Regions from separate parts of the Homo sapiens genome. Here region 2 is linked to region 1. A link is a loop called in an ENCODE intact Hi-C map of the cell type or tissue named here. Cell type or tissue: IMR-90. All regions are shown on one strand. Each heading gives the region's core, and the rest is flanking DNA. Links, peaks and the distances in the headings are about the cores only.

Region 1 (10,915 bases), core at 1,209-9,208:
AAGGGCATTAAAAATTCCTGAAACATTTGGGATCAATTTAACCCTACCTGGTGCAGTGTGTTATGGGGCGATTTCCACACTGTAAGGGAAGCAGAGATTTGGGGCATTTGCATTTTTTTCTTTTTCCAGCCCTCAAGCCATTCTCTGTTGTCAGATCCAGTCCATGCCTTGACTTTGCCCATTTATAGAGGACTGTTTTGATGCTACAGAAAGCACGATCACTCTACTTTGAAAAGCATTTAAGCATTTTCAGAGCTCAGTCTCATTTCATTTTGCTCTTAGAACAGTCCCTGAGGTTGGTAGGGTGAGTATCATTATCCTCATTTACAGTCCAGGAGCCTGAGTTTCGAAGTGAGTTGTTACTATTTGCTTCACACAGAGGCAGAAGCAACTTGAAGCCTGACTATTTGAATGCAATTCTAATTCTTTTTCCAGAGCACCAAGCCTGTTTTAGATTAAGAAAAAAATTCCAAGAAAAAAAGGAAAAAATTGGCTACCATTAGCTTTAGGTAGGTAACACACACACATATTCTCTCTCTCTGTCTCTCTCTCTCTCCTGCTCTTTCTTTCTGTCTCTCTCTCTCTCTCTCTCACACACACACACACACACACACACACACACACACACAAAGTGATAAAAAGGTCTCCTTTCTCTTTTCAGTCTTGAGAATAAATGACTGCATTTCCCCACTGGTACTCAGAAGTGATTTGCAATTGAGAATTCTTTTTTAAGGGCAGAGGGCTCTTTTGTATGACCTTATTTTCCTTGTAGTTCCAAACAAGTGGGCTAAGCATGCTCTATTATGTCCAGACTGGTGTTTATAGTCTCATCTTCAGATGATAGATGTTACTTTATAATGCTAAACCTGATATTACACAATTCTCAACCCCTCTTCCAAAGACTGGGCTGCGTATGCCAAAACTTTATGATGACAAATCATAGAATTGGAAGGAAAGAAATGTGATACTCAAACTCTACTAACTCAGATAATATACAGAAATATCTGTAAGCCAGTGGTACTCAGTCTTCATTGTTGAGAGGGAGGCGATTTTCTAAATAATGTTACAGAGAAAAGAATTTAACCCAAGAGCATGATAGCCCACCAAAAGAATTCTTCTCTGACTGAAGTATGAAGGGTCCTTCTTTTCTCTTGAATCATTATCTCAACACAAATCTTCTGTGCCTCCTTAGACACTGTGGCCACTGTCCACTTCTAGGACCTTCAACTACTCAACCACCATACCTGCCCAACACAGTTCAACTGGCTGGGACTAATCAGGGACTTACCTTAGAAGTCCCCTTAACTCTCCACCCCTCAACCACACACACACACACACACACACACACACACACACACACTGCCAAGCCACCTAGTACTCACCTAGAGGTTCTGGCTCTTCCCCTCATTTCCAGGCTTGGATGAAACAGGAACACTATACATACATCAGGTTTGGGGTTTGGGGTCCCATGTAGTTGGAGCAGTCATATGATATAAACTTGGAAATGTGAAGGAGTTAATTCCTAGTGGGACAAGTTTTGACCAATGAAAAACAGGCAATGGGAGGTAGGTGGGAAGATAAACTTCTCCTTTATTCTTCCCAGAGAATGCTAGAGGCATGGTCCCTCCCTGCATCCACTGCAAGATGTCCCACATGCCAAGGGAACAGACCTGCTGAGCCTCCCATGCCTCATCAGCCAATGGCTCATCCCGAAGCAGAAGCCAGTTGTGCAAGGCATGACTGTGCATTGTTTCCTATACTCACTTCCCTTTTTTCCTTTTTCTGCAGCTTCCCTGGCCTGGGCTTGTGCTTCCCAAATAAAATGTCAGTACTTTAATCCTTGCTTCAGGCTTTTTTTTTTTTTTCCGCTAGAAAACTAAATGAGAGCACGCCTGATGGGTTGGTGTCCTCACTTCCAGTCACCGCCCCCTTTCCAATGGAATCCGACACTGAAGCATAAGTTGAATGTGGCATTTCCCTTCAGCGGGCTCCCACTGTCTGTAAAATAGAGTCCATACTCTATCATCTGGTGTTAATAGCCCTCTAGATTTGGTCTCAAAGTAATTTTCTGATTTTAGTTCAGTGATTTTTTAAATTCATATACCATGTTCTCTAACTAAACTGAACTACTTGAACCTTTTTTTATTACCCCATGTTTTCTGACCTCCATGCCCTTAATTATGCTCTTTCCTCAATCTGAAATGTCTGCACTTACATCTCCTCTCTACATTTTAAATTCTGTCCATCAAGAGCAAGCTCAAATGTCATCTTCTCAGATTAATTACCAATTCCTTCCTCTCTGCTGCCAGCCCACAAAATTTAATAATCTATTTTTTTGGAACCCCCAAATCATCTTGTCTGTGCTTCTCTTGTGGTACTTCTTACTTTTTACCCTATGTTATAGTATTTTGCTGTATTTCTTCTCCCCAGTTAGACCATAAGCTCCTTGCAGGTACATCTGACTGATTCATCTTTGTTTCCCAGAGGCCTGGCATGGTAACTTGCACATAATTGGTGTTTAAGAAAATTTTATGAAACAAATAAACAGTGGTCAGGCACGGTACCTCATGTCTGTAATCTCAGCACTTTGGGAGGCTAAGGCAGGCAGATCATTTGAGTCCATGAGTTCGAGACCAGCCTGGGCAACATGGAGAAACTCTGTCTTTACACAAAATACAACAATTAGCCAGGCATGGTGGCGCATGCCTGTAGTCCCTGGTGCTTGGGAAGTTGAGGCAGGAGGATCATTTGAGCCCAGGCTGCAGAGGTTGCAGTGAGCCCAGATCGCACCATTGTACACCAGCCTGAGCGACAGAGTGAGACCCTATCTCAAAAGGAAAAAAGAAATAAACAGTGTGCTTTTATATAAAAGCCCAGGATTGTGGTTAAAAACTAATTAAATTAAATTAAATTAAGTATTTCTTATCTTAAACCCTAGATCCTTAGTTTTTCAGGGATATACAGGAAAAAAAAATGACCACAAGGATGCTTCTATTTGTAAGTTGAAAGGTCAGGAGATATTAATAGTTTGAATGCTGTGGCTTTCTGCCTGGGGCCATCAAACAGAACATGCTGTGCATTTTGCTGACCTTGGACAGTTGGCTAAGATGCAGTACTGAATGATCTAACTTCTTAAGAAGTGACTAATCTACAAGACTTCTGAATCATTGTTCCTTCCTGAAAATGGAGGAAAAGTTTGATAAAGAAAAATTCCAGTCTGAGAGGATTGTTACAGTTTTTTTACAACATTGTAAAGCCTAACAAACAACATAGCAAAAAAAAAAGTATATTCTATTTAAATTTATATTATTTATAGTCATTCTATATTAATCACTTCTAAGATAAATGAAATCTTCATGGAAACAGCAGGCAAAAACATTGGCTGATTATTTCTCTCGTATGAAATGCTAAACTATGAAATTCAAATATATTTGGAAAATTCAATCATATATTTATTTCTTAATAACAACTAATGAACTTATAGAGAAACTCATGTAAAAATTCAATAGCATTTGAAAGGTAAATAAACAGCACTAATGAGCTTTATTATAATACTTTCCCACTTATGATGTATGTTTGTGACTAACATCTGTTGGATAGTATTTGAGATTAGGAAAACTTATTTTATTAAAAAACAGGAAAATTTTACTTAATAAGTTAACATGGATGGGAAATCTATTTGTAAGAAGTTCCATTTGTGAAAAGGTATAAATATGTGGTCACACATAGTTATATTTTGTTGATAGAAATAGATTTTATTAGATCAATAGAATCAGGCAACAATGACGTGGTCAGCAAGACATTCTGAGAAGTAGCCATGATGAAGAGAAAGAAGTCATCAAGTTTTTCATCCTTACAACCACAAAAGAGAGAAGAATGGGGTTCAGTTGGGACAACAACAGAGGTCATATAGAAATGGCTGGGTTGGGGATCAAAGGACACGGTCAGCCTATGAACTCAGGAATTCCTTGGGTAGATCTCTATCTGTGGTTTGTCCTGAGGGCACCATCATGGCCAATATAAGTAAACCAGGTGTTTGTGGATCCATGTTGTCTCACCCGTCCTGTGTGTAAGTATCACTCACTGGCATGGAATACAGGAGGGCTATTCTTTACAGGGCTTTCGTGGGTTGGTTTCCAATGGGAATCACTGTGATAGTCACTACCCAGTGGTTCTCCTTGCTCCTTATTTCTGCTAAAAGGGGATGTGTTCTCTCAGAGAAGTCAGCAACTGACTAAACCAAGTGACCACAGTCTGGGGTAGGCTCACAAAGGCCCAGTTCTGATGAATGCCCCCATAAATAAAAGGGTTACACTTTTTGCTGGCATAATTCCAAGAACTTGTGCTTTATGGCTTCCTCTTAAACTAGTCAAAAGAAGCTGTTCCATGCTTTAATACCTATGTACTAAGCTGGTTTCCCAGCCACTGTTTTGCTTTTGTTTTTTCCCAGAAAACTCGGAGGCCCCAGAGTATATGTAACAGATTCAGTGCATCCTTGGAAGACCTTTTCTACCTTCCCGATTGTGACTTTTTTTCATAGCTTCTCTGCAGTGCTTACCATACAACCAAATTAGTTCACTGAATTGAGTATGCTCTGTGTGAGATGTGAGCAAAACAAAAGCTGCTGGGAACACAGTAAGTACAAAATAAGATGTGAAATCCTTCCACCCTTACAAACAAACAAGACCCAAAACTAGGATCTTGGGTTTGATATTTTGTGGCTCTTTTAAAATTCCAAAATATTCCTTTTGCGTTAAATAGGGACAGTGTAATGCTCAAAATTGGGTTAAAGATCAAGGATTCCAAGTAAATCCAAAATAAAGATGATTGAAAAGAGCTAAAGAATTGTTGGGCTGCAGCAGCCAGGCAATTTTGGTGAATTTCCAGGAATTCCAACTTTTTGGTTGGGTTTGTTTTGTTAATAATATACCCCTTATAGCAGAAAAACTTAGGTCCAAAAGCACAACTCACAAACAAGACCTTCAGTGTAATGTTTTTATTCTTCCCAGAGGAGCAAGATTGCTGAGAGCCTATCCACTTGGCCACTTAAAAACTAGTCACCATGCAGAAAGTGCATTCTTAGAATGCCTCATGGAGTGACTCTTCTGTCTATGAGGTGTTTTTATCTTGTATGGACTTTAGTTTGGGATGCAAGTAGTCAGGAATGTCTAAGTCTACATTCTCCACAGAGTCCATCTGGTCCCCTAGAGAACAGTGAGAATTAAATATTAAACCATGGTAATAACGCTAATCTCAATGACGAATATCTGCAGTTTAATGTTTAATCCTTACTGTGCTCTAGGGCGTTTGACTCCAAATACCTGTCTGATAATGGTTAAGTGGGCAACCCCACAGTTACCTGCTCCTTTAGTTGTAATACCTTCCAATTTTATAGCTCTTAGAGTAACACTTTCATTGTAATAATCTCATGTAATCCCCATAACAACCCTGTGTGTTATGTATTATTATCATATTTCACAAATGAGGTCTATGAGATTAGGTGACTTTCCTAAATCTTACAGCTAAGTAAGTGTCAGAACTGATACTGGAACGATAACATACAACTCCAAGTCCCAGCACTTGCTACAGCCACAGTTACCTTCCAGGTAATTATTAATACTTTCAAGATACATTCTCAAAGGAACACTTTAAGAAAAGTTTTATCTATCATCACAAATTAAAGGGACTTTGGTACCTAAGACAGGTCAACCATTGTTTGGTGCTGAACGCCCTAGAATTTAATGTCGTATGATCTACCAGATTGTAAAGGAAACTGAAAAGATGGAGGAGGAGCGGTATAATTAAGGAAAAACCAAGCAGTAGATTTTTACTGCTCAGTTTTATTTTTAAAAAGCTAAATATTTAAGGTTATTTAAAGTCATTTTGAAGCTGATACCATGGTTTCAATACAATGTTTAAATGAGGCCTTTTAGGGCTATGCAAGTTGTTGGAACTATGGACCCTTTTCCACCAGCAGGGGGCAGTAGGCATTTCCCCATCGGTGTCCTCCTGTTGTATTAAGAGCCCCATGCCTGGCTCCCCACCACCACCCTGGGTGAGGAGTCTGAGGATAGCAGAATAGAGTGTGCTGACTTGGTTTAATTCCTGAAAGTCTCGAGCTCTAACACTCTCTAGTAGAATGCATCAAGGTATTGGGTTTCTCTACAAATTTTATATAAATTCCAGGAATTGGGAAGAAAAAATTCAAGGGTGTGCAATGAACTTTCGTTATTCAAGATCAGAATAAGCTGCTAAAATATTTTTGTTAATTGTTGGAAGTCCAATTTGTACTTATCTTTAATGGACAAGGAATGCCAGAGCCTGCCAGGGACATTGATGGTAATAGTCAGCTCACTTTCTATCTTTCATTTTTTTTTGAGACTGAGTGTCACTCTTGTTGCCCAGGCTGGAGTGCAATGGTGCGATCTCGGCTCACCACAACCTCTGCCTCCTGGGTTCAAGCGATTCTCCTGCCTCAGCCTCCTGAGTAGCTGGGATTACAGGCATGCGCCACCACCCCTGACTAATTTTGTATTTCTAGTAGAGTCAGAGTTTCTCCATGTTGGTCAGGTTGGTCTCGAACTCCCAGCCTCAGGTGATCTGTCCGCCTCGGCCTCCCAAAGTGCTGAGATTACAGGCTTGAGCTACAGAACGCGGCCTAGTCTGCTCACTTTCTAGAGAGAATCCTTTTCCCTCTACTCTACGAAAAGGGCTGAATAAAGAATATCACAAATTTATATCATCCTGGGCAGTTGAGTTGCAAGTCAGTTATGTCCAGGCCAGCAAAATGGCCGAATGCCTGGATAGTATGATTATTATGAATAGTGGTAAAGCCTGAGGAATGTAAGAAACAGAGATACCCCTAAAAGAGAAGCAAGGTGCACACAAAGTCCCCATAGAACCTGTGAGAATGACCTCTAGGGAATCTTGACCTTTCCTCTTCATCTCCAGTGCCCAACCCTTTCCATTTTCTCTCTCCCTAGACACAATCAGGCTGTAAAACGAAATCTGTCAGAAAGCACTGATGTATTTTAAGCTTGTAGAGGAATTTCAAGGAGAAAGAGACTCATACCTCAGGGCCCCTGGGTCTCAGGCTATGAGCTGATCCTGAAGCCAGAACCTGGTAACCCACCTAGGTAAAACAAACCTTGTTACCTTCCTAGGTTCGGTAATTGGGTCTACAAAATAAACTGATAGGCCGGGCGCGGTGGCTCACGCCTGTAATCCCAGCACTTTGGAAGGCGGAGGCGGGCGGATCACGAGGTCAGGAGATGGAGACCACCCTGTCTAACACGGTGAAATCCCATCTCTACTAAAAATACAAAAAATCAGCCGGGCGTGGTGGGGGGCCCCTGTAGTCCCAGCTACTCAGGAGGCTGAGGCAGGAGAATGTTGTGAACCCCGGGAGGCGGAGCTTGCAGTGAGCCGAGATCGCGCCACTGCACTCCAGCCTGGGTGACAGAGCGAGACTCTGTCTCAAAAAAAAAATAAAAATAAATAAATAAACTGATAACAGGGATATTAACGACACAAAAAACAAAATTTTCACTGTAATTTTTAATATTTTAAAATATGATCTAAAGTTTTAAGTAATAAATTATTTTTAACGTATTTTGTAATATTACATGCACAGAGACATCACAGGAAAAATGTGAATACACAAGTGGGGATGTTTGAGAGCTTATATACACTGTCATAAGAGGAGAAGTGGAGAGAGGTTGTAGACCACTTAGGGAAGAGTCAATGAATTTTAGGAAAGATTAATGGACCCTTAGAAGAAGAGATGAGAGATATAACAGTTTGTGACAAAGTGTGTCTGGGTGTGGTGTCAACCTCTGGTCTCCTCTCTTGTGATTAAGAATCAATCTTTCCTGGTTGATGAAACTCCTGGGGAAGGAATTTATGACAATTGAGTTCCTCTTGGAGGATCTGTCTTTAGGCAGGTAATAAGAGCTTAGAGAAAGCTTCTTGCATTTGCTGTTTTTCAAGTGCCTTAAGCTCAAAATAATCAACATACCAAAGTGGCATATTTTGGGGTGCCATGTCCTGAACTCCTTCAACCTAATTCAAAAAGAAGTCTCAGCTACTGCCACAGTGGGATTTTAAATTGAAATGTGAACGTGCCTGAAGATATGTCCCTGTGTTAGTCAGCATGGGCTGCCATAACAAAATACCACAGACTGCATGGCTTAAACAGCAGAAATGTATTTCTCACAGTGCTGGAGGCTAGGAAGTTCAACATCAAGGTGCTAGAAAGATAGGTTTCATTCTCAGGCCTCTTCTTTTGGCTTGTAGGTGGCAACCTTCTTGCTTTGTGCTCACATGTCCTTTTTGTGCAAGGAGAGAGCAAGATTTCTGGCGTCTCTTTTCATAAGGATGCTAATCCTGTCATATCAGAGCCCCACCCTTGTCACGTCACATAGCCTTTGTTACCTCCTTACAGATCTTATTTTCAAATCACCTTAAGGCAAGGGTGCCCAATCTTTTGGCTTCCCTGTGCCACATTGGAAGAATTGTCTTGGCCCACTCAAAAGATATACTAACACTAACAATAGCTGATGAGCTAAAACTTAAAAAATCACCAAAGAAAATATCATACTTTTTTTTGTTTGCTTTTTTTTTTTTTTGAGACAGGGTCTTGCTCTGTAGCCCAGGCTGTAGTGCAGTGTCGCCATCTTGGCTCACTGCAATCTCGGCCTTCCAGGTTCAAGCAATTCTCCTGCCTCAGCCACCCAAGTAGCTGGGATTATAGGCATGTGCAGCAACACCCGGCTAATTTTTGTGTTTTTAGTAGAGACAGGGTTTCACCATGTTGGCCTGGCTGGTCTTGAACCCCTGACCTCAAGTGATCCACCCACCTCAGCCTCCCACAGTGTTAGGATTACAAGCATGAGACACCATGCCGACCTCATAGTGTTTTACAAATTTGTGTTGGGCCCCATTCAAAGCCATCCTGGGCCGCATGCAGCCTACGGGCCGTGGGTTGGACAAGCTTGCCTTAAGGGTTAAGGTTCAACATACGAATTTGGAAGGTGGAGGCATGGGGGAACACAACTCAGTCCTTAGTAGCATAGAAGTCCCCTTTCCCCATTCTTTGGGGTCAATATGCCCTAATCTCAGATGTGACCAGACCTTTTAGCAGACTTATCTAAAAGCATGAGAAAAATAAAAAGTAGTGCTTCCTCATCTGAAAGGTTACAGGCCCTCTCAAGTGAATGCTGATGAGGAGGATGTGTGGCCTTGGACTTCTGGACTCTATAAAAGGCCAGAATTATTACAGAGTGGCAGTTTAAAAATGCATCTTAAAGAACAGCAAATGTGTTCCATTTGGGGGGTAATTTTAATATTTGGATAGGCATTAGTACTATGTATTGGGTGTAATTTCAAACAAAAATAGTTTCATCAATGTGCCACATTTGACATTTAATATTATTCTGTCTCTGGGAACTGGATTCTCAGTTTTACAGATCCCTCTGCAAAGTCCATGCCCCCTAGCTACCCACAGCGTGACACTAGCTCTCTACTGTCTAGCTATGTCAGCATCACAGTGAGAATGCCCTAGCATCCAAACCATTATGGGTAAAGGAGATTTTGGAAATCAGCTAGCCACAGCAAGGGAAGCAATTGAAGTCATTAACTTGTTTTCTTCCAGCACAGAAAAGGGCATTTTCTTTGTCCTCAATTGACCAAAAAAATGCTTTTAAACACTCAAGGGGAAGTAGTTTGCAAATGGCGAGCATGTTAATGGTAGTTATCAATTTGACTCCCATTTCCCAGGCTGGAGAAGCCTGTGTGTGCAGTCCCTCAACACTGCCTTCTGAAGGCGCACCTCCTGCAGAGGTGTTGACGGGAAAGACGAGGAAGAGGGGATAATGTGACCTGCTTTCACCAGGAAGCTTCAGATCATTTCCCTTTGTCTCTGTGCCCCTTTGGGAGATTTTGATCCAATTTGCTGTGGTGAGAAGAAGCTCTCAACATTACAAGGGGGAAAAAAACCCAAAACTTTCATTTTCCTCCTAAGAAATGAAATTTTATTTCTGGATGACAAGGGCTTTGGAAGGCCATGGTGTGGTAAATGAGTGATCCTTTCATAGCTGTTGAACATCAGTAGACCACACATCCAAAGTATAGAGGCAGCTCTTAAAATACCAGCCAAAGGAAGAAATTTAGAGAGCAGAATGTCTTTAAGGAACTATGTGAATGTTATTGATTCTTTCAAATAATGGTGTAACCTCTGTGATAGAGCAACAATCTTCATGAGCTGTATTTATAAGGAACTGAGTTCATGAAGACAGCACAGGGGGGTCTGGCGATGCAGGGCCCTTTGTTAGCCATTGTTCTATTATTAGTATTGTTAGCATTGCCCTGCACAAGTTATCCACTTTTTCTCCAGTCCCCTGGATATTCAGCAGAAATGCTTTAAGAATGCCTGTAACTTACTCTCCTGCCTGGCATCACCCAGGAGTTCAGGAGTGCAGTGACAGGAGGTTAACTGAGCTCTTGAAGAAAGATGCTGTGGACAGAGAGGTATAAGTCAGAGGAGTGACACTTTCCTTGATGATAGGAAAGAAGAAAGCTGAAATCCCAAGTTGCTCTCTGACATTTGCCATCCACATAAATTGATGAGAGAGTTCGTTATTAAGGGCCTTTTTGTTTAATTAGAAATCAAACCAAAAGACCCTGCTGTCATAATTTATTCTCTTGCGAAATTATGTGATCAGAGGTTCCGGCCATAACCACAGAGGAATTGGAGGTTGGTAAATGACGCTCTGAATCAAAGCTTCAAAGACATAGGAGGGGCAGAGGGAAAAAGAAATGTATCATTAATAAACAGGGTGAGCAAGTGGGCAAACATTCACCTATGATGTCACCTGCTTCTATATGATGAAATATTACGCAGCCAGTTTCAGAACAC
Region 2 (10,915 bases), core at 955-8,954, 220 kb before region 1:
GAGAATGATGGTTTCCAGCTTCATCCATGCCCCTACAAAGGACATGAACTCATCGTTTTTTATGGCTGCATAGTATTCCATGGTGTATATGTGCCACATTTTCTTAATCCAGTCTATCATTGATGGACATTTGGGTTGGTTCCAAGTCTTTGCTATTGTGAATAAGTGCCGCAATAAACATACGTGTGCATGTGTCTTTATAGCAGCATGATTTATAATCCCTTGGGTATATACCCAGTAATGGGATGGCTGGATCAAATAGTATTTCTAGTTCTAGATCCTGGAGGAATCACCACACTGTCTTCCACAATGGTTGAACTAGTTTACAGTCCCACCAACAGTATAAAAGTGTTCCTATTTCTCCACATCCTCTCCAGCACCTGTTGTTTCCTGACTTTTTAATGATTGCCATTCTAACTGGTGTGAGATGGTATCTCATTGTGGTTTTGATTTGCATTTCTCTGATTGGCAGTGATGATGAGCATTTTTTCATGTGTCTGTTGGCTGCATAAATGTCTTCTTTTGAGAAGTGTCTGTTCATATACTTCGCCCACTTTTTGATGGGGTTGTTTGTTTTTTTCTTGTAAATTTGTTTGAGTTCATTGTAGATTCTGGATATTAGCCCTTTGTCAGATGAGTAGATTGCAAAAATTTTCTCCCATTCTGTAGGTTGCCTGTTCACTCTGAGGGTAGTTTCTTTTGCTGTGCAGAAGCTCTTTAGTTTAATGAGATCCCATTTGTCAATTTTGGCTTTTGTTGCCATTGCTTTTGGTGTTTTAGACATGAAGTCCTTGCCCATGCCTATGTCCTGAATGGTATTGCCTAGGTTTTCTTCTAGGGTTTTTATGGTTTTAGGTCTAATATTTAAGTCTTTAATCCATCTTGAATTAATTTTTGTATAAGGTGTAAGGAAGGGATCCAGTTTCAGCTTTCTACATATGGCTAGCCAGTTTTCCCAGCACCAGCACCATTTATTAATTAGGGAATCCTTTCCCCATTTCTTGTTTTTGTCAGGTTTGTCAAAGCTCAGTGAGTCCTCTGCAACCATGACACTTAGTTGCTGGCTGACTTTGGGCAAGTATTAAATAGGGATAATGATGATGGGAATGACGATGATGATGATGGTGAAAAAGTAGCTTGGGTTTTTGTGAGGTTAAATTTAAAAGTGCCTATCAAAATGCCTGGCAACATAGTAAGTCCCAGACTTTCTCTCCCAAACCCCTACATGTGATAAGAAAAAACAGATTAGTATTAGGATTGTTTCTACACTTTAAGGGAACATGTAAACTATAGCCTGTGCTGTATCAGAAGGACAGTGAATACCATGTAGTGCTCTGGTTTTGAGTAGTTCATACTTCACATTCTCACTGCCCTTGAGAGCTTGGTTTATACTATGTCAACTCACACGTGTTTAGCTCTTATGTCACATTATAATTGCTCTCAGATAGTTTTGATGGACATTTTGCCTACCCAGTCAGATGATAAACTACACAAAGGCAGGGATACCTTCCATTAACTTTGAATCATCCATAGTTCCTGGAACAGGGTTCTGTAGATGAAACATTTCTATTCTTAGTGATAACAGCTTGAAATGAAACATTTACTTATTCTTCTTATTGGTTGAAGGGATAGAACGTGAATAAAACAGAGCTTAGGGGTTTTGGAGAATGTGATTACCAACTCAAATATCCAACAAGATGTTTCTTAGCAGTTGTCTGGATGACAACATGATGATCCTGATTTATTATTGCTTTGCTTTAAATACCACTTAGGAGATAATAGCAATTTACTGTTGGCTCTGGTTTCCTATTCATCCCTTCACTGGTCTTGGGTAATGTTATTGTCATACACAAAAATTGCAATATGTAAAACATGCATAGTTTCTATTTTATTCATAAGATCCATTAGGGCAAGAACCTTGCCTTAGTAGCTTTCATATTTCCAGTGCCTAGACTAGTGCCTGACACATTATAAGCACTCAGAATAAATTATGTTGGATGACTCTTCATACTTATACGTAATGCTAAGTAAGGCTATAGGCGAGTACTTTGGGGTGCTGAGAGTGTGCTGGTTTTCAAAATAGAACATTAGTTTTTCTCAGACTTCTGAGAGTTTGTGGTCTTCTAGGTATTCTAGGTATTTGACCACAAATAATCTATGATCATTTTATGTTATGAAATTCACCAAATATCTTCTATTTTTTTTTTTTTTTTTTTTGGAGACAGAGTCTCACTGCGATGCCCAGGCTGGAGTGTAGTGGCGTGATCTTGGCTCACTGCAACCTCCACCTCCTGAGTTCAAGCAATTCTCATGCCTCAGCCTCCTAAGTAGCTGGGATTACAGGCACCCGCCACCACACCCAGCTAATTTTTGTATTTTTAGTAGAGACAGGGTTTCACCATGTTGGCTAGGCTTGTCTTGAACTTCTGACATCAAGAGATCTGCCTGCCTTGGCCTCCTAAAGTGCTGGGATTACAGGCATGAACCACTGCACCCAGCCCCCTATTTTTAAGTTTCTCTGAAATTTTACTGAAAGAGTTAACTTATTTAGTTATAGAACAATTAAGTTAGATCTAATATTTGATAATTCAAGCAGTGTACACATGCATATATTGATAAGTATGTTTTACTCAAAAATATTTTCACTGTGGAATATCCTAGAATTGCATCACATTAAAAAAATTATTTAACTGACAAATGATTTTTTATTGTAGTAAAATTCAGTTAGTATAAAATTTACCATTTAAATCATTTTTTTCCCTACTGCCTGTAAAATTGCAGAGTCATCTTTTTTTGTTGTTGTTGTCCTTTTAAAAAAAAAAAAACCAGGGTCTTACTCTGTTGCCCAGGCCTGAGTGCAGTGGCACAAACAGAGCTCACTGCAGCCTTGACCTCCTGGTTTCAAGCCTCTGCTTCTCAAGTAGCCGGGACTACAGGTGTGTGGCACCATGCCCGGCTGTTTTTTATTTTTTATTTTCTTTGTAGAGATTAGGTCTCTCTATGTTGGTCAGGTTGGTCTTGGACTCCTGGACTCAAGTGATCCTCCTGCCTCAATCTTTCAAAGCGCTCAGGCTACAGGTGTAAGCCACTGTGCCCAGCTTAGATTAAGCATTTTTAAAGCATACAATTCATTGGTATTTAGGACGTTCACATGGTTGTGCAACTACCACCACTATCTAGCTCCAGAACATTTTCATCACCCCAGATGGAAACAGGAGACAATAAGCAGCCACTCCCCATCCTCCCCTACCCACAGCTCCTGGAAACTACTAATCTGTTTTCTGTCCCTATAGATTTGCCTATTCTTGGATATTTCATATAAATGGTATCATACCATTTACAGTCACAAAGCCTTTTGTGACTGGCTTTTTTAACTTAACATGATGTTTTCAAGGTTCATGGATGCTGAGGCATGTCTCAGGACTTCTTTCTATTTTAAGGCTGAAAAATATTCTATTGGATGGTTATACCATGTTTATTTGTTCATTCATGAATTGATGGACATTTGTGTTTTTTTCTGTCTTTTGGCTAGTAGAAATAGTGCTGCTGTGAACACTGGTGTACAAGCATCTGCTTGACTCCCTGTTTTCAATTATTTTGGGCATATACCTAGGAATGAAATTGCTGAGTCATATGGTATTTTATGTTTGACTTATTGAGGAATCACCAAAAGGCTGCACACTTTACATTCCCACCAGCAATGTATGAGAGTTCTGATTTCTCCATATACTCATCAGCATTTACTGTTTTCTGTTTTTTTTTAATTATAGCCAATCTACAAATGATTTTAAACTTTGTTACAAATTCTTATCCCTCTGTGGGAGCATATTTATAACCCCACATTGCATATTTCTGGGACAGTTTTGATGTTTGATCTGCTTGTTCTCCGGGCAGAGGGAGTGTGATTTCTGTAATGCTAACTGTGCTCTCCAGCCGCCCGGCATTGTGTTGTTTGGGTGTCTGGGAGTGTCAGACTTGGAATGTTACTGTTGATTGCTGTGGACAGTTTTCATCTCTGAAGGGAAGATATACAGGTTTGGGGCTAGAGTGAAGACTGTTCTTGGAGATATTTTTAACCACGTCCAAATAACTCCATGCCAACAAATATAAAATGAGTAATCATTCTTTTTGTTTTGATGTCAAAAAGAATACATTTGTAATAACTCCACTCTTTTTCTAAAAAGGAGTAGTGTCTTCTTCTGTCAGAAAATGATTTTAGATTACAGTATTTGGCAAGTTTTAGAGCTTCACTGTCTATTTTATGATAGTATAAACGTTTTCTTCTTTGAAAGACAAATTTACACAATAAGATATGTAAGAAGTAGAGTAAAGCAGCAATGTTTAAATACATTGTTATGTTCAGGTTTTAGATCCTGACCTGAATTTTAGAATAAATATACAAAAAAGGTGTTTTTTTAAGTTCATCTAGGGGTGATTGAGGCTACAAAATTTATGCCATGTTTTCAACTGTCAAGGCTGCTTTTAGAATCCAGAGGAGGCCTGTAAGTACAAAGATGTAGAGATGAATAAAGAAAGACAGTGGCCCATTCTTTCTGTTTTTTCACAGTCTCCCTTAGGGTGTGAGTTAGGTGCTTATGTGCAATTAAAAAAAAATTATTGATTGGCCGGGTGCGGTGGCTCACGCCTGTAATCCCAACACTTTGGGAGGCTGAGGTGGGCGGATCACCTGAGGTCAGGAGTTCGAGACCAGCCTGACCAGTATGATGAAATCCCATCTCTACTAAAAATACAAAAATTAGCTGGGCATGGTGGCATGCGCCTGTAATCCCAGCTACTCGGGAGGCTGAGACAGGAGAATCGCTTGAACCCGGGAGGCGGAGGTTGCAGTGAGCTGAGATGGTGCCATTGCACTCCAGCCTGGACAACAAGAGCGAAACTCTGTCTCAAAAAAAAAAATTATTGATTGATTAGGGATGTGGGTTAAATGGTAGGCTGGTAGGCTGCTATTAACTTTCTCATGTACTTCCCCAAAGAAGCCCATGAGGTAGAAACACAAATGTATGGATATCATTTTAACACTATACTATACTATTTGGGAAACATTTTAGTTTTATTGGGAGGGAAACATTTATTAGTATCTCAAAAGATGCCAGTCTTCAAAGTACTCTCCTACCTGTGACAGGAACCATTACATAAGAAAATTAACGAAAGACCTGTAGAGAATAAAAGGTAAAGAAATACTGTATCTAATAGTTTCTAGCATATAAACACTGGATTTTAGGTAGCATTATTGTACAATGATGTGCATAGTAGGCTTTCAAAAAGCGTTTGTAGAATTAATGAAGGAAATGAATAATTCATTAATGAATAATGAAGAAAGAAAAAAATTGTATAAACTGAACTGAACTGAAATATTTAACTTAAAGGACCAAATAATCTAAAGAGGAATCTTTATTTGTTTCTGCTCCCAAAGAGCTCATGTTTTGTATTTAGTTATAGTTCAACAATGTTTATTTAATGCCTTCTACATGCGAGGCACTGAGATGACGTAAGGAGGTTAGATAGGGGATGAGCGGAATGTAAACAAAGATGTGTAGTAATAGAAGTACTTCAAAGGTCAGAACAGACAGGATGATGAAAGAGGAGGAAGACATTAACTCTGCCAATGGTGGCATATTAGAAGAAATTAACAAAAGAATTGAGCTCAGTTTTGAAGGTAAATGCTGGTTTATCAGGATGACAATGGGCATGGAAATTCTGGGTAGCAGGAACAACATTGATAGTGACAGGAGGCAGTCAGATGCCTAGGCAGATAGGGGTGAGTCCCCAGCAAAATCCCACCTCCAAGTCGAAGACCATGTAAAGCCTGAAAGCCAAGTTACAAGTTAAATGCTGGGACCAGATTGAGAACCTGTCTTCCCATTTGGTGTGCTTTCCTCTGATTGGTCTCTGCCTTTCACCCATTTTACATATACCTACCCTTTCCTAATTGGTTTTCTACATTGTGGTGCCCACCTTTGAGTGGTGTCTTTGCTTTAAACTTTTTTGCATACTCACAAACCAATCAGCATGCACTCCCCATTCTGAGTCCATAAAAAGCCCCAGACCCAATCACACAGGGAGAAACCACCCGACTGTGGGGGCGGGGGTACCTTCCTCCCACCCTGCATCCCCTCTCTTCTGAGAGCTGTTCTGTCACTCAATAAAATCCTCTGCTGTCATCACCCTTCAGTCATCAGTGTGATGTCATTTTTCTTGGTTGCTGGACAAGAGCTTAGGACCCACTGAGCACAGGTACTCTGAAAAGCTGTAGTACTGGCCCTTGCCCTTGCCAGCAGAGAGCAGCCACCCTGCACAATGGAGCAATGGACCGACTGAGCTGCTAACATGCTGCCATAAGGCTGCGGACAGTGGAACTACAAGAGCTAATTATCACACTAACACCTGCTCTGGGGCTTCAGGGTCAAGGGCATCCCTCCCTGGGCACTGCCCTATTCCCTTCGAGGTAACATGCCTGGCTTGGCCATGGGCCCTGCACAGAGCTTGCTCCTGTGTTGGTGGTCAGAGTGGCTGGCCAGGTTCCACACTTGCTCGCTCACATGCTCCCTCCTGCAAGGGGCTGAGCATGGCAGGCCAAGTAGAGGGGGCACCCCTGCTGCGAATCCAGCAAAGGGGCTGAAAAAAATCCTTCTTTGACATGGCTAAGATGTCGAGGCATGAACCAATGTAGTGTGCTCAGGAAATACAAATAATTTGGCACTGGTGGTTCTGAAACTGTAAGGTTTAAGGAGAAATAGGGAAATATGAGGCTGGAAAGATACTCCAGGCCTGTGTCATGGTGCCTTATATTCTATAATAAGGGTCTTGGGATTTATCTGGTAGTCACTGGAAAGCCATTCAATTGCTTTAAACAAAGGACTGACCACTGAGATTTGGAATTCTTGTTGAGATTTTTTTGTGGAGCAGTATTTCTCCCAAGAGCACATACATTAAAATCTTCTGTTGTGCCTGTTAAAAATTCAGAGCCCTGAACTCCATCCTGGTATAAAGCAAAAATAAAATTTTAATCCCCTTGACCATCCCAATGGCCCCTTCTCTTGGCAAGGGCATTCCAAAGTTAAATGGAAAAACTAGTTTTAGACCATGATGGGAAGGGGGTGTTGGAACTCCTTCCTTTTGGAATTACTGATAGAACAGACTTTTTAAGTCTGATAAGAAACATTTACAATCTATTCTCAAAGTCTGCTACCAGGAGGCTTCACCTGCATGATAAAACCTTGGTCTCCACAACTCCTTATCTTAACCCAGACAGTCCTAAGTTTTTAGACAATAACCTAACTGTTTCAATCCATGCCAATCAATAAGTCTTTAAATCTGCCTATGACTTGGAGGCCCTTCCTTCCAAGTAGTTGTCCTGCCTTTCTGGACCAAACGAATGTACATCCTATGTGTATCTGATAGATGTCTCATGTCTCCCTAAAATCTGTAAAACTAAGCTGTACCCCAACCACTTTGGGCACATGTTCTCAGGATCTCCTGAGGGTTGTGTCACAGGCCGTTGGTCACTCATATTTGGCTCAGAATAAATCTCTTCAAATATTTTACAGAGTTTGACTCTTTTTGTCAACACTGGGTTTACTGAATCAGAATCCTGGTGGAAAACTTTGGAATCTGTGTATTTAACCTTCCAAGAAGATCCCCTTGCACCCTGCAGTTTTGAACACATTGCTCTCAGGGGTACGGGGTTGAAAAGGTGGGCAAGACTGAATGCAGAGAGGTCATCTAGGAGGTGATGTCACTCCAAGTGAGAAAGTTTGAAGTAGTGTCAATGGGGATAGAAGATAGAATATGATAAGCTTGAGAGATATTTTGGGGATAAAATCACATGTAGTTGGTGCTTGGATAGACTGAGTGAAGAAGAAGGTTTCAAGCCAGGTTTCTGTCTTAATTGTCGGGTGGTGCATTAATAGTTATTATTAAAGTTTTAATAAGTTATACTTTTCCTTTTATATATAATTTAAAAAATTTGATACATTCCTAAATTTGATTATTGTTTCCTTTCAGGGCCAACTTGTTTTGTTGTTGAATTTTATGGTAGAAATAAAATGAAAAAATGTCACTTCATTAAAATCTGTTATACTCAACTTGTCAGGAAAACATTTATTTATTCAGTTGTAGATCCCAAAGTACCTATTTGTCAAAGTACCTAAAATGAATAAATAGCTTTATTTCTGATATCTCTGGAAGAAATTATACTTGCAAAACTTAAAGTCTAATTCAGCATCCAGCCAAAGTTATTGGAAGTATCAGCCAATGAGCTGGAGACACAGCAAGGCTTAGTAGATAGATCTTTCAAGTCAGGCAGAACCCAATAAAATTATTAAATATGTATATATGTCTCTGTCACTGTCCCTTTTCCATCTCTTCCTTTCTGGTCCTGTCCTGAAGAAGAGACTCCTACATACTACTTGTATCTATTGTTGCTACTAATTCTTGTTAACTGATGTGCTGACAAATAAGAACCAAACATAGAATTATTTTGGGAAGGTGGTGGATATTATAAAGCCCACCCATTTCTGCACTTCCCTACATTTCTCAGACTCCTGTGCAGTTAGGTTGGCCATGTGACTGATTTCTGGCTAATGGAATGTGGGTGGAAATGGTGTTCTCTACTTGTAAGCTTCTTGATCTTCCATGCTCTGAATCTGAAATATCCTGCATATCTACCATGCTCTCCTTATCTCATTCCTGGTCCTCTAAAATGGCTCCAGACATCTGCATCAGACTTTGCATGAGCAAGAAATACTTTTATCATGTTAGTCTGCTGAGATTCCAGCTTATTCTGTAACATAGCATTGCTGACTCTGATCAATGCATAGGGGTATTCTCAATTTTATGGGTGACTACTAACGGTATTTAAGTTAAAAATGGATGAAACTAGGCTGGGTGTGGTGGCTCATGCCTGTAATCCCAGCACTTTGGGAGGCCGAGGTGGGTGGATCACAAGGTCAGGAGTTCAAGACCAGCCTGGCCAATATGGCGAAACCCCGTCTGTACTAAAAAATACAAAAATTAGCCAGGCGTAGTGGTGAGCACCTGTAGTCCAAGCTACTTGGGAGGCTGAGGCAGGAGAATCGCTTGATCTCGGGAGGCGGAGGTTGCAGTGAGCCAAGATCGTGCCATTGCACTCCAGCCTGGGCAACAGAGTGAGACTCTGTCTCAAAAAAAAAAAAAAAAAAGGGTGAAACTAATGATGGAATGATACGCATTGAGGTGACTCTTTAGGGATAAAGGAGAACTCTTCTGGTACAGACTTAAGTTACATCATAAAGATACCCTCCTTGAGCCCTAAGGCTGTTTCTTGACATCAGAACTTATCTTTTATGTGCCTGGTCCTGCTCCCATCATGTTTTCAGTTTTTTTCTTTTTTTTCTTACTTACAGAGTGGGGTGATTAATACCCATGTGATGGAATTATTGTGGAGATTAAAAGAGGTGCCATATGTAAAATGTCTAGACCAGCGCCTAGCACATAGCAGGCGCCAGAGCCATCCTGGGAGAGCATCAGAAATGCGATCCCATAATTAACTTTGTAAACTTCTGATGTGATTCACAGATGGGTGTTATTTACATTAGTGACATCTAGTAGTTTTAAAGTTCTTACTTAAAATTTGAACTCTCTAAATTTCAGTGTCATAGGGCTCTGACTACTCTGCCCAAGTTGCTGCACTGATAAGTGTCCAATAAATGTTAGGTATCTATTGTTGTTTTCCTATTGTTCTTCAAAAGGAGGTGAAAGTAACATTGCCATTGTGGGGATTGTTTGTTCTACAGGCTTGGGCTGGGAAGGCCGGATCTCCATGGCCAGGCTGTTAGCTGGGCAGTGGTGTGCAACTGATTGGACTGGTGCCAGTCTGACTGACTCGTTTTAAAGGTCAGAACAACTAGACTGAACCATGGGCATAATAACTATATGTTCTAATCATGCTTATCCTCAAATTGTTTCTTTCTGTAAACAAAAGCAGGAAGAGCATCACATGGGGGTGGAATGGTGCATTTCGAAAGACCTGAGATCAGACCTCCATAGTTCCCAGCTTTGCTGCTGTGTGACAGTGCAGACTTATTTAACCTCTGTGGCTTCATTTCCTCACCTTTGAAATGAGAGCATTAGACTAGAGGATCTTAAGGGTCCTTTCTCTAACCTACCAGAACCTAAACATAGTTGAAGTTCCACATGACTCAGCCTCTGTGAAAGAATGAATTCAAAGGAATGGTCTGGTATCTAAATGGTAATTAGGATTCTTCAAATATTTTTGCAGTCTCTCAGTAAACTGCCAAAGTGGAGTGTGCATTTTTTTTTTTTGGAACGGAGTATTCTTTTTTAAAAAACAGCTTTATTGAGGCGTCATTTACATACCATACAATTCATCCATTTAAAGTATACAATTCGATGTTAGTGTGGGGTATGCATTCTTACTATAGAAAAAGCATCTTAAAATCTACTTTACTGTTATCTTCATTTTCTTCCATATGGATATCAGGTGATCCCCAAAGCTCTTAATCTCCAACTATTATCTCACAAACCCCAAACTCCCTGGCACCTATTCCACATGATTTTCTGGTCTCTCTCCCTCCTTCCTCTTGCTGCCTCTCTCAGCTCTTTAATATATACACAAACGGGGATTTCTCCACTCTTCTGTTTTCCCTCTATTTGCTCATTATTTAGATTCTGAGCAACAAATGAGAGTCCAAGAGCAACCTGAGCAGGTGAGACATTTTCCCTATTAGACATGAAAAAGAGGCATGGATGTGAAGTCCCACACCTAAATATTCTTTTAAATTTCTATTGCCCTATGGGCACACCGTGACTTACTCTTCCACTTGTTCTTCCTCTGGGCAGTTCCAGTCAGCTTTGCCATTGTGCATAACAGGAAGTGGAGTGCTCTTGCAAGGAA

Evidence for each region. A loop is a pair of places that touch in the nucleus more often than their neighbours do. Peaks named below come from ENCODE experiments on the same cell type or tissue, not always from the same donor. Only the 100,000 strongest peaks of a DNase experiment are listed, where the experiment ranks them.
Region 2: it touches region 1 in a loop (3-fold over the local background); 2 of 110 quality-filtered maps call a loop at or near these places.

Annotation. Positions count from the first base shown.
Region 1 is chr4:128,568,843-128,579,757 of GRCh38, forward strand. LINC03140 (long intergenic non-protein coding RNA 3140) reads right to left here and starts at 1,701. Exons shown (of 2, transcript XR_007058268.1): 1 at 1,383-1,701; 2 at 1-445. In IMR-90, for the core only: a CTCF peak has its summit at 5,980 (motif pointing right); DNase peaks (open chromatin) are centred at 1,709, 3,089, 5,079 and 5,979; H3K27ac peaks cover 2,287 bases.
Region 2 is chr4:128,344,486-128,355,400 of GRCh38, forward strand. No RefSeq gene overlaps it. Among named protein-coding and RNA genes, the nearest start is that of PGRMC2, 62 kb to the left of the region's middle. RefSeq lists enhancers at 5,367-5,945, 5,980-6,518. In IMR-90, for the core only: no CTCF peak of the experiment used is centred there; a DNase peak (open chromatin) is centred at 5,526; H3K27ac peaks cover 3,377 bases.